2 separate regions of the Homo sapiens genome follow, and region 1 is linked to region 2. The links are chromatin loops, found by intact Hi-C in ENCODE. Cell type or tissue: heart right ventricle. All regions are shown on one strand. Links, peaks and the distances in the headings refer to the core of each region. The heading gives the core; the rest is flanking DNA.

Region 1 (5,389 bases), core at 61-5,060, 54 kb before region 2:
GTGAGAGTATTTTTCACTGTAGCGTAAAATAATACTGCATTTCAAATTTTTAATAGTCATGTTTTAATCACTATAATGCAAAACAAATGTAGATTTTTCTATCATGTACCAAGGTAGGACATATTGAAGGTATTTCTGATTGTTTATATTTTGCAATTTTGAACCAAGTATGACTCTGGATACATAGCCATACTTATAAATATTTTTAAGTAACTTAAAATCATTTTTAAAATATATTAAATAAGACAGGTGGAATATGCTTTACTAACTGTAAAGTGCCGCATGGGTAAAATGTCCAGAGCACACCAATGTGGTTGCCAATTTAAATGCCACCGGAAGACTCAGAGCTCCTTATTGTGTAGTATTTATGTTTGTACAACTCATCAATGAATAATCAACTATGTTTGAGTCTGCCATCTCACTTTGAAAGAGATATGGTACCAACTCACTACATAACTATTTCAGTACTAATTCCTCACTGTTTTTAATTTGGGTCAGAGACTTGGGGATGGAAAGGGGAAGCATGTTTAATGCAAAGCTATGGCCCAAATGTAAACACTGAAATCGTCCTGAACACACTTCAACAGCGAATGTATGACAGCCCAGTGTAAAGCCATTTAGAAATAACAAGATGGACATGTACACATATGTAGGTTAAGTTCAACAGTATATAATGCCCAAAACAGTATATAGTGGGTATGAATTACTTGAACCGAGTTTAGTATCTTTATCCTTTTAGTCATAGTACTGTGTGGTTTTCTCCATATTCTCTTTCTTATTTATTTTTGTCCAATTAGAAAATAAAGCAGGGCAGGGTGGCTGCATCTGTTTACTTTCTGAGCATGGGTGTATGTAAACACACACACGTATCTGTCTATTTTTTCCAGAGGCTTCTATGTACACATCATATAAAAGTCATACTGTTAACATAAATCAACCCCAGAAGAGAAATTCCAGCATACCGTTTTCCCTTGCCTATTGTCTGTGTGTGTGTTTGTATGTCAGTCTGTCTTTTTTTATTCTGGCTTTCTCTCTTATTCAGTATTTATAAGGACCTTTAGGGCAGATGTCTAAAAACAACTGCATAGTCATCAGGAGTTAGGCGGAATGAAATGCCTTTGCTCATCTTCTCTACATGAGTGACCAGAAGAAAAAAAAGAAACACAGAGTATCAGACTTTAGAAACTACATGCAGGTTAAAGGGCACTGACCATCCTGGCTTGTGTTCTGCCTAAAGGACAAGGCTCTCATTTGATAAAGATCATTAGTCACCAAGATATATATTTTAGAGAGTTCCCAGTAGCGAATATTCTGTTGGCAGTCACTGGAGTGTACCAGATGGTTCATTAGCATAGGCTAGACAAGTCAAAGACTTTCAGAATCATTTAGAAAATGTCAAACAGAAACAAGAATCCTGTCACTTTTTATTAGAATTAACTACATCATACCCTGGACACAGATTTCACCTTGGGTCAGAAAAATTAATACAGAATTATATGAATTGTGTAATATACTGGGTTAAGATAGGTCTTTCTCCAGGGACTCATTTGCTGGCAATATATTAAGATCCCTCTACTTTAGGAATCCTCAATCCTTTCCTTTTGTAAGATATGAAAAGAGTTGACCTTGCTCAAAATCCACTGGTGTCTAATTGATTTGAGGTATATGCAGAATTTCAACAAGACATTCTTCTAAAGCTCTTTTGTGATCCTTTTCCCAGGAAGTTTGGTGAGTGGGGTTTACTGAATATTCAGCAGCATGTAAAGTATGTTTATGTCAAAAGGAAAATACATCCATTAATTGAACACATTGCTTTAGTAAACAGGAATTGAAATGCTATTGAAATGTTGCTTTTTTTTTTTTTTTTTTTAATGCAGATGTCAAAAACCTTGAAAACTTCCAGCTGGTAGAAGGTGTCCAGGAACAAGTCAATGCCGCCCTGCTGGACTACACAATGTGTAACTACCCGCAGCAGACAGAGAAATTTGGACAGCTACTTCTTCGACTACCCGAAATCCGGGCCATCAGTATGCAGGCTGAAGAATACCTCTACTACAAGCACCTGAACGGGGATGTGCCCTATAATAACCTTCTCATTGAAATGTTGCATGCCAAAAGAGCATAAGTTACAACCCCTAGGAGCTCTGCTTTCAAAACAAAAAGAGATTGGGGGAGTGGGGAGGGGGAAGAAGAACAGGAAGAAAAAAAGTACTCTGAACTGCTCCAAGTAACGCTAATTAAAAACTTGCTTTAAAGATATTGAATTTAAAAAGGCATAATAATCAAATACTTAATAGCAAATAAATGATGTATCAGGGTATTTGTATTGCAAACTGTGAATCAAAGGCTTCACAGCCCCAGAGGATTCCATATAAAAGACATTGTAATGGAGTGGATTGAACTCACAGATGGATACCAACACGGTCAGAAGAAAAACGGACAGAACGGTTCTTGTATATTTAAACTGATCTCCACTATGAAGAAATTTAGGAACTAATCTTATTAATTAGGCTTATACAGCGGGGGATTTGAGCTTACAGGATTCCTCCATGGTAAAGCTGAACTGAAACAATTCTCAAGAATGCATCAGCTGTACCTACAATAGCCCCTCCCTCTTCCTTTGAAGGCCCCAGCACCTCTGCCCTGTGGTCACCGAATCTGTACTAAGGACCTGTGTTCAGCCACACCCAGTGGTAGCTCCACCAAATCATGAACAGCCTAATTTTGAGTGTCTGTGTCTTAGACCTGCAAACAGCTAATAGGAAATTCTATTAATATGTTAGCTTGCCATTTTAAATATGTTCTGAGGGTTGTTTTGTCTCGTGTTCATGATGTTAAGAAAATGCAGGCAGTATCCCTCATCTTATGTAAGTGTTAATTAATATTAAGGGAAATGACTACAAACTTTCAAAGCAAATGCTCCATAGCTAAAGCAACTTAGACCTTATTTCTGCTACTGTTGCTGAAATGTGGCTTTGGCATTGTTGGATTTCATAAAAAATTTCTGGCAGGAAGTCTTGTTAGTATACATCAGTCTTTTTCATCATCCAAGTTTGTAGTTCATTTAAAAATACAACATTAAACACATTTTGCTAGGATGTCAAATAGTCACAGTTCTAAGTAGTTGGAAACAAAATTGACGCATGTTAATCTATGCAAAGAGAAAGGAAAGGATGAGGTGATGTATTGACTCAAGGTTCATTCTTGCTGCAATTGAACATCCTCAAGAGTTGGGATGGAAATGGTGATTTTTACATGTGTCCTGGAAAGATATTAAAGTAATTCAAATCTTCCCCAAAGGGGAAAGGAAGAGAGTGATACTGACCTTTTTAAGTCATAGACCAAAGTCTGCTGTAGAACAAATATGGGAGGACAAAGAATCGCAAATTCTTCAAATGACTATTATCAGTATTATTAACATGCGATGCCACAGGTATGAAAGTCTTGCCTTATTTCACAATTTTAAAAGGTAGCTGTGCAGATGTGGATCAACATTTGTTTAAAATAAAGTATTAATACTTTAAAGTCAAATAAGATATAGTGTTTACATTCTTTAGGTCCTGAGGGGCAGGGGGATCTGTGATATAACAAAATAGCAAAAGCGGTAATTTCCTTAATGTTATTTTTCTGATTGGTAATTATTTTTAACAGTACTTAATTATTCTATGTCGTGAGACACTAAAATCAAAAACGGGAATCTCATTTAGACTTTAATTTTTTTGAGATTATCGGCGGCACAATCACTTTGTAGAAACTGTAAAAAATAAAAGTATCTCCTAGTCCCTTAATTTTTTCATAAATATTTCTGGCTTTTGAGTAGTGTATTTATATTGTATATCATACTTTCAACTGTAGACAATTATGATGCTAATTTATTGTTTCTTGGTTTCACCTTTGTATAAGATATAGCCAAGACTGAAGAAACCAAATATATGTGTTTACTGTAGCATGTCTTCAAATTAGTGGAACTTAGTTCAGGGACATAGAAGAGTCTTAATGAATTAAAATCATTCACTTGATTAAATGTCTGTAAATCTTCATCATTCCTACTGTAGTTTATTTAATATCTATTGTAAATTATGTGACTTGTAGCTTCCTCTGGTTTTCAAGTAAACTCAACAAGGTGGAGTCTTACCTGGTTTTCCTTTCCAAGCATTGTAAATTGTATACCAAAGATATTAGTTATTACTTCTGTGTGTACAAAGAGGATTATTTTATTATGTTTATTAATCACCTCTAATACTCATCCACATGAAGGGTACACATTAGGTAAGCTGGGCGTTGACTCATGCGCAGTCTCAGTCACCCGTGTTATCTTCGTGGCTCAAAGGACAATGCAAAATCGCCGATCAGAGCTCATACCCAAAGCATTACAGAGAACAGCAGCATCATTGCCCTCCCCAGCTGAAAAACAAGTTGGCTAGAAGATACATGGAGAGGAATGGTGTGGTCAACAGTTAATGAAACGGTTCTATCATGCATGTGTAATGTGGATGGAGACAATTATAAGATTTGACTATAACTATTTGGAGGGTCTTTAACATTGCCAAAAAAACAAATATGTTGATTTTTATTTTATTTTATTTTTTATTTTAAGAGGCGGGATCTTGATCTCACATGTTGCCCAGGCTGGCCTTGAACTCCTGGGCTCAAGCATTCCTCCTGCCTCAGCCTCCCCCATAGCTGGGACTAGGGGTGCATGCCAGCATACCTGGCTACGTTGACTCTTAAAATCTATGTTCTCTTATTTTAAAGATACAGTGCTCCCCACTGAAAATTAAACCTAAAAAATGTCACATATTGGTATGTTGTTAACCTGGTAGATTAAATCATGAGAATGATTAGAAAGACGGGCAACACAGCGGGTTACATCCACACTGCTGATCACACCAACGACAGGAGCTGATAAGCAAGAAAGCGTCACAGCCAGCGTCTGTTCACCCAAGGTTGACAAGTGAAGTTTCTCTAATGTTGATTGTTAGCCGATTTGTAACCTGGCATTTACTTAGCAACTGCCTTATCAATTACAGGATTTGCCGGTAAAAGCAGACTCAAATATAAAGGTTTTTGGCTTAACTTGGTTTATTATAGTTGCTCTATGTTTGTAAACAGACAATCTCTAATGTCTGATTATTTGTATCACAGATCTGCAGCTGCCTTGGACTTGAATCCATGCAATGTTTAGAGTGTGAAGTCAGTTACTTGTTGATGTTTTCTTACTGTATCAATGAAATACATATTGTCATGTCAGTTCTTGCCAGGAACTTCTCAACAAAATGGAATTTTTTTTTTCAGTATTTCAATAAATATTGATATGCCCAGCCTGATAATTTTTAAAAGTTTTTATGTTGTCCTCATTCTATCGGATACTAAAGCTTCTAAATAAGAG
Region 2 (5,389 bases), core at 102-5,101:
GTCAGTGTTTTTCACGTTGTGAAATTTAGAAGCACCCAATCAACCACTCTGCAACACCCCGATTTCTCTATCCTGGTGTCTTTCACTCTTTTCACAGCTTTGGCTCAAATCTGTCATACCAGATTCCTCTGAACACCTCTCAGGCAGGAAAGCCTTTTCTCATTTCGAGTGCCTGACTTGGGAATTGAATTCTCTCACCCTCTTTTCTCTCTTCATCTAGGCTGAAGGACTGCAAGGGAGCCAGCTGCATGAGAATAGATTAGGCGAGAAATGATGATTCAGCACCCACGGCTTCCTGCCATGTGCTAAATGATCAGTTTAGTCTCAATCAGCAGATAAAGAAAAGGCCCGGGGAAGGGACAAGAAGATTCGCCCTGGCAAAGGGAAGAATGACAAAGATCTTCGCATCAGAAATGTGAGGTTTGCAATAAGATGGTACTGAAGAAAAAAATGTGTCAAATGGTTTTTGTCGTTTGTTCTTGAAGGTAACCAGAGGCAGGAAGCCTTGTTGCTTATAAATCACAATTAACCACAGAGCTACAAGGGGCCTCTGAGATTAGACTCAATCCCCGATTTTACAAATGAGGCACAGGAAGTGCTGGGTAGCACCTGCGATTCCTGGAGCACCTTTAGAGAAGTTCACAAATTACATTCAGTGGCGATCAAACAGGAGCATACGTTTTTCTCTGCCCAGAAGGGCCACCCCATCCTCATCATCTGTACTTAACCCAAAATGCTCAGTCTAAGTCCCACTTTCTCCAGGAAGCCTTCCTGACTCACCCAAGCCTGTGATGACTTCCCCCTGCCTCTGATCCCCTATAGCTGACTGTCCCTTCATTTTCATTATCTGCTACTTTGTATTATCATTTTCCCTTTCTAAGATGTATTTGCCCAATAATTTCAAGTTCAGAAACTTTGGAAAGGGTACATGCACCTGCCCCGGGCAGGCAGAAGAGTGGTGGGAGCAGGTGAAGACACAGCCTTTGGGTTGCAGGAGCAGGCATGCTGCAACATGCTGTGTGCTTCTCTTGCACAGCACCTTCACAAAGCAGCTGTTTAATACAGGCTGTCCATAAAGTCAGGAAACAAATCATATAATACAATTCTTAGTAAAGATTGAAGATGTTCCTAATGCCATCCTGTATATTTGCCTGGGTCCAGACTTTGTGGACCACCTGACTATGTTGGTTATTTGTACAAATGAAGGAAGTTCTGACATAAGTTCCTGAAATCAGAGTGCAAAAGAAAACGTTTGTGTCCCAGAACTTCTGGCTCCTCTTTTCACCATTCTACTATAATCATTTCTTTTTAAAGTTCTAAGTTGAAATGGTACCGTATCACTTTTATGTATAGTCAGGTATATGCAGATATAGTTAGATATATAGAGATATATACAAAACTGCAGTTTTATCTTTCATAAATAATAGTTTAAAATACACACTAAAATAAAGACTACAAAATACTTGGTAATTTTCATCTGGACTCTTCATAGAAAATTAGAAATCAATGGATTTTTCTGGAACTCTTATTGGGAAACAGATATTTCTATATGCAGTCTCCTAAGGAGACTTGTCTTTTTGTACACACATAAACGAGTAATTACTTCTAGTACACAAAAGTTCACACTCATCAACAGAAGACTCTGCCTTAATTCCAACTTTTCCTGCAAACCATTCAGATAATCATTCAGAGTCAACTGAATTTTCATGATATAAGAAAAGGCACATTCATTGCAAAGCATTCATCTTTAAATTTGTAAAACATGTCCTTGTGAGATGATATTTTCAAAAAGGATCTGCCAGCTACTCTGTTAATGTATTGCATATATTAACAGAAGACTAAATACCATAGTTTTCCAATCTAGCAAGACTGCACAATGAATCAGTTTCACTAAACCTAATTCCATTCACCACACCGAATGTGTGCCTTCAGCCCTTGGAGTATTCCAACGCACTCAAATGCTTGACAAGAACAACACGAAAATTGAGTTTCCCGTCAGGGTCAGGATGTTGCATTTTTGCTTCACATACAATGAACAGATTCCTTTCCTTTTTCACTTTCCAATGATTGTGTGTGTCAGGCAGATACAAACAACAGAACTCTGTACTTCCGAAATCTCAGCATCAATGCATACATTAAATGGAACAAAGTGATGCCCACGTGACACTTTTCTGAGGCAAAACACTTCTCCCCAGGAAAAAAAAAAAAAACGTGGTCAGGCATTATATGTTTCCCCAGTTACCCTCGTCTCTTCTTGACCTTCCTTCCTGCTGGTGCTATATCCTTTGTTACCAAGATAACTTGTTTATAAAAGTGCTGTATCAGTTACTGAAAACAAGTGACACATGATTTACCTGGGGTGTATTACAAAAGTAAATGCCAGGATCGAGCAAGAAACTACAGACTCTCCTTTCTGAACATTGACTTCTATCATGAAGAAAATTTGAGCCTATAAAACTGTCACTAGGATACAAGAATTACCCCCAGAGTAAAAGTTTGCTATGAAAACTACAAACATTTTAAATTTCTTTCCTCCTTTTATGCTCTGTAATCTCTCGTGATGATACACTGTTTCTGGAATTTAAAAATGGATTCATGGGCTGGGCACAGTGGCTCATGCCTATAATCCTGGGACTTTGGGAGGCCAAGATCACTTAAGGTCAGGAGTTCGAGACCAGCCCGGCCAACATGGTGAAACCTTGTCTCCACTAAAAATACAAAAATTAACAAGGCTTGGTGGCACACACCTGTAGTCCCAGCTACTCAAGAGGCTGAGGCACGAGAATCGCTTGAACCCAGGAGGTGGAGGTTGCAGTGAGCCGAGATGGCACCACTGCACTCCAGCCTGGGTGACTGAGTGAGGCTCTGTCTCAAAAACAAACAAACAAACAAACAAACAAACAAAAAGGATCCATGTATTACATTATTAAGTGCAATTAACACATCTTGTAAAAACCCACCCCTTTACTCCATTCACACGGCACTATGCAATCCCCATAATAAGCTCTGTTCTCATTCAAATCCTGACCCTGGCTTAGGTGATTCCTCACCAAAATGCTGTCTTTTCATCCTTTGTCTGGCCAATTATTACTTGTACCTCAAGTCTCAAATTAGGCTTTGCTTACCCCAGGAAGCCTCTCTCAATAGTCCAGCGCTTGACGAGGGTAGATGATTTTCCTACAGCCCACTGCGCTTTTCCTTATCATACCATCTATCACCCTTCATCGTAAATGTCTGCTTCCTTCTCAAGCCCCCTCCCCAGGCTGAGGTTTCTTGGGGACAGGTACTCCATCTTTCTTACTACTATACACTCAGCACTTAACAGTGCTGGGCACATAGCAGACACACTCACTACATTTTTCTGGAATAAGTGAACATGATGTACTCAATTTTTAGTACATACAATGAGAGGAGTGGGGAATTATTCCTACACAAATAGCTGAACCTCGATTAAATTCTGCTCCCCGTCATCCAGCATGTTCCAGTTCCCTGTCCTCTCTCCATTCCTTAAAGAGACATGGCTGGCCTGGCGCGGAGGCTCACGCCTGTCATCCCAGCACTTTGGGAGGCCGAGGTGGGTGGATCACCTAAGGTCAGGAGTTCGAGACCAGCCTGGACAATATGATGAAACCCTGCCTTTACTAAAAATAAAAAAATTAGCCGGGCATGGTGGCACGCACCTGTAGTCCCAGCTACTCGGGAGGCTGAGGCAGAAGAATCTCTTGAACATGGAAGGCAGAGGTTGCAGTGAGCCAAGATTGCACCACTGCACTCCAGCCTGGGAGACAGAGAAAGACTCCATCTCAAAAAAAAAAAAAGAAAAAGAGAAAGAAAGAAAAAGGAAAAGAGAGACATGGCTCTTTCTTGCCTAAAATTTCATCCTCCAGGTCTTCATATGGCTGGATGTTTCTTGCCATTCATATCTCAGCTTAAAGGTCAGTGAGGCCTCCCCTGGCCTTTCAGTCTAAATGCGCTACCGAAGCATTGGGTATTGTTTCACCTGTCACACTTCTCTGCATGGCTCATATTACTACCTGATCTTTTATTTCTACATTTATTGTGTCACTCCACCATCATTAGAATGTTAGCTCAATGAGTGTAGAGGCTTCTCTGTCTTATTCACAGCCATGTCCCCAGAGCCTAAAACTTCATTGGCACATAGTAGACGCTGAATGAATGAATGAATGAATGAAGGATTGAAGTATCGAAAAATTTAAACAATTAAAAATCATGACCCAGCACTGTGGGAGGCCGAGGCAGGTGGATCGCTTGAGCTCAGGAGTTTGAGACCATCGTGGGCAACATGGAGGAACCTCATCTCTATTAAAAATAAAAAAAAAAATCCCCCAGGCTTGGTGGCATGCACCCGTAGTCCCAGCTACTCAGAGGCTGAGGTAGGAGATTTGCTTGAGCCCAAGTTCAAGACTGCAGTGAGCTATGACTATGCCACTGCACTCCAGTCTGGGTGACAGAGTAACACCCTGTCTCAAAAAAAAAAAAATTCATGAGGCCAGGTGTGGTGGCTTATGCCTATAATCCCAGCAGTCTGGGAGGCCAAGGCGGGAGGATCACTTGAGGCCAGGAGTTTGAGACCAACCAGGGCAATGAAGCAAGACCCCATTTCTACAAAAATTAAAATAATAAATAAATAAATAAAGTCATGAAAAATTCCAGACATGCTTAAAAATCAGCTAGAAAAACCACTAGGTTTACATGACACCTACTGATAATAACATTATTCACTTTGCATTCTTTTACACCCAAGTCACCCTGGAGTATACTAAGGCTGTTACACTCTGAAAGGAAGGAATAAACTCTAGGTGACATTCAGCAGCTGTCCAGGTGATGGCTGAGGAGCTGACCTGGTAGAAGGGGAGCACTCCTTGGAGAAAGGATCTTCTACCTGTACCTGAGCACATAAAGAAGTGAGGATCTACCCAAAGAAGCAAAAAGGAATCTCAATTCCTGACAAGGATCGATGTCTAGAATGGACAAGTTTCTTAGCAAGAAGAACTATGGAGAAGTTGAGTTCTTACAGGAGCCAAAAGGACTTGAGTTTTACCAGAGTATCTCAAATCAACCAACAGGTTCAGAAATTTGTACTCCTAGGTATTTCCTGGATTTTGTGAGACATAAATGCAATATCTAGATACATATGCCTTCCACTAGGGAGACATTAGAAACCTTTCTCCTCTTGGAACCTGTCCACAGGTTCCAAGACCTGGAGCAGCACCCAGGAGATACAATGGCATGAAACTCCTGCTCTGAGGACAATCTTTGATCAAGATTACAAAACACATCACTTTTGGAGCTTAAGAGGAAACCTTTTATCCCTCCAAAAGCATCCAAAACCCTTGAAAGTTACAAGGCACAGGAAAAGTCACTGTCA

Evidence for each region. Peaks named below come from ENCODE experiments on the same cell type or tissue, not always from the same donor. Only the 100,000 strongest peaks of a DNase experiment are listed, where the experiment ranks them.
Region 1: it touches region 2 in a loop (6-fold over the local background); 1 of 110 quality-filtered maps calls a loop at or near these places.

The regions. Positions count from the first base shown.
Region 1 is chr1:200,172,086-200,177,474 of GRCh38, forward strand. It overlaps NR5A2 (nuclear receptor subfamily 5 group A member 2), which reads left to right. Exons shown (of 8, transcript NM_205860.3): 8 at 1,878-5,330. The coding sequence ends at 2,125. Among named protein-coding and RNA genes, the nearest start is that of NR5A2, 150 kb to the left of the region's middle. In heart right ventricle, for the core only: no CTCF peak of the experiment used is centred there; no DNase peak of the experiment used is centred there.
Region 2 is chr1:200,226,120-200,231,508 of GRCh38, forward strand. No RefSeq gene overlaps it. Among named protein-coding and RNA genes, the nearest start is that of LINC00862, 140 kb to the right of the region's middle. RefSeq lists an enhancer at 629-1,316. In heart right ventricle, for the core only: no CTCF peak of the experiment used is centred there; no DNase peak of the experiment used is centred there; H3K27ac peaks cover 461 bases; H3K27me3 peaks cover 986 bases.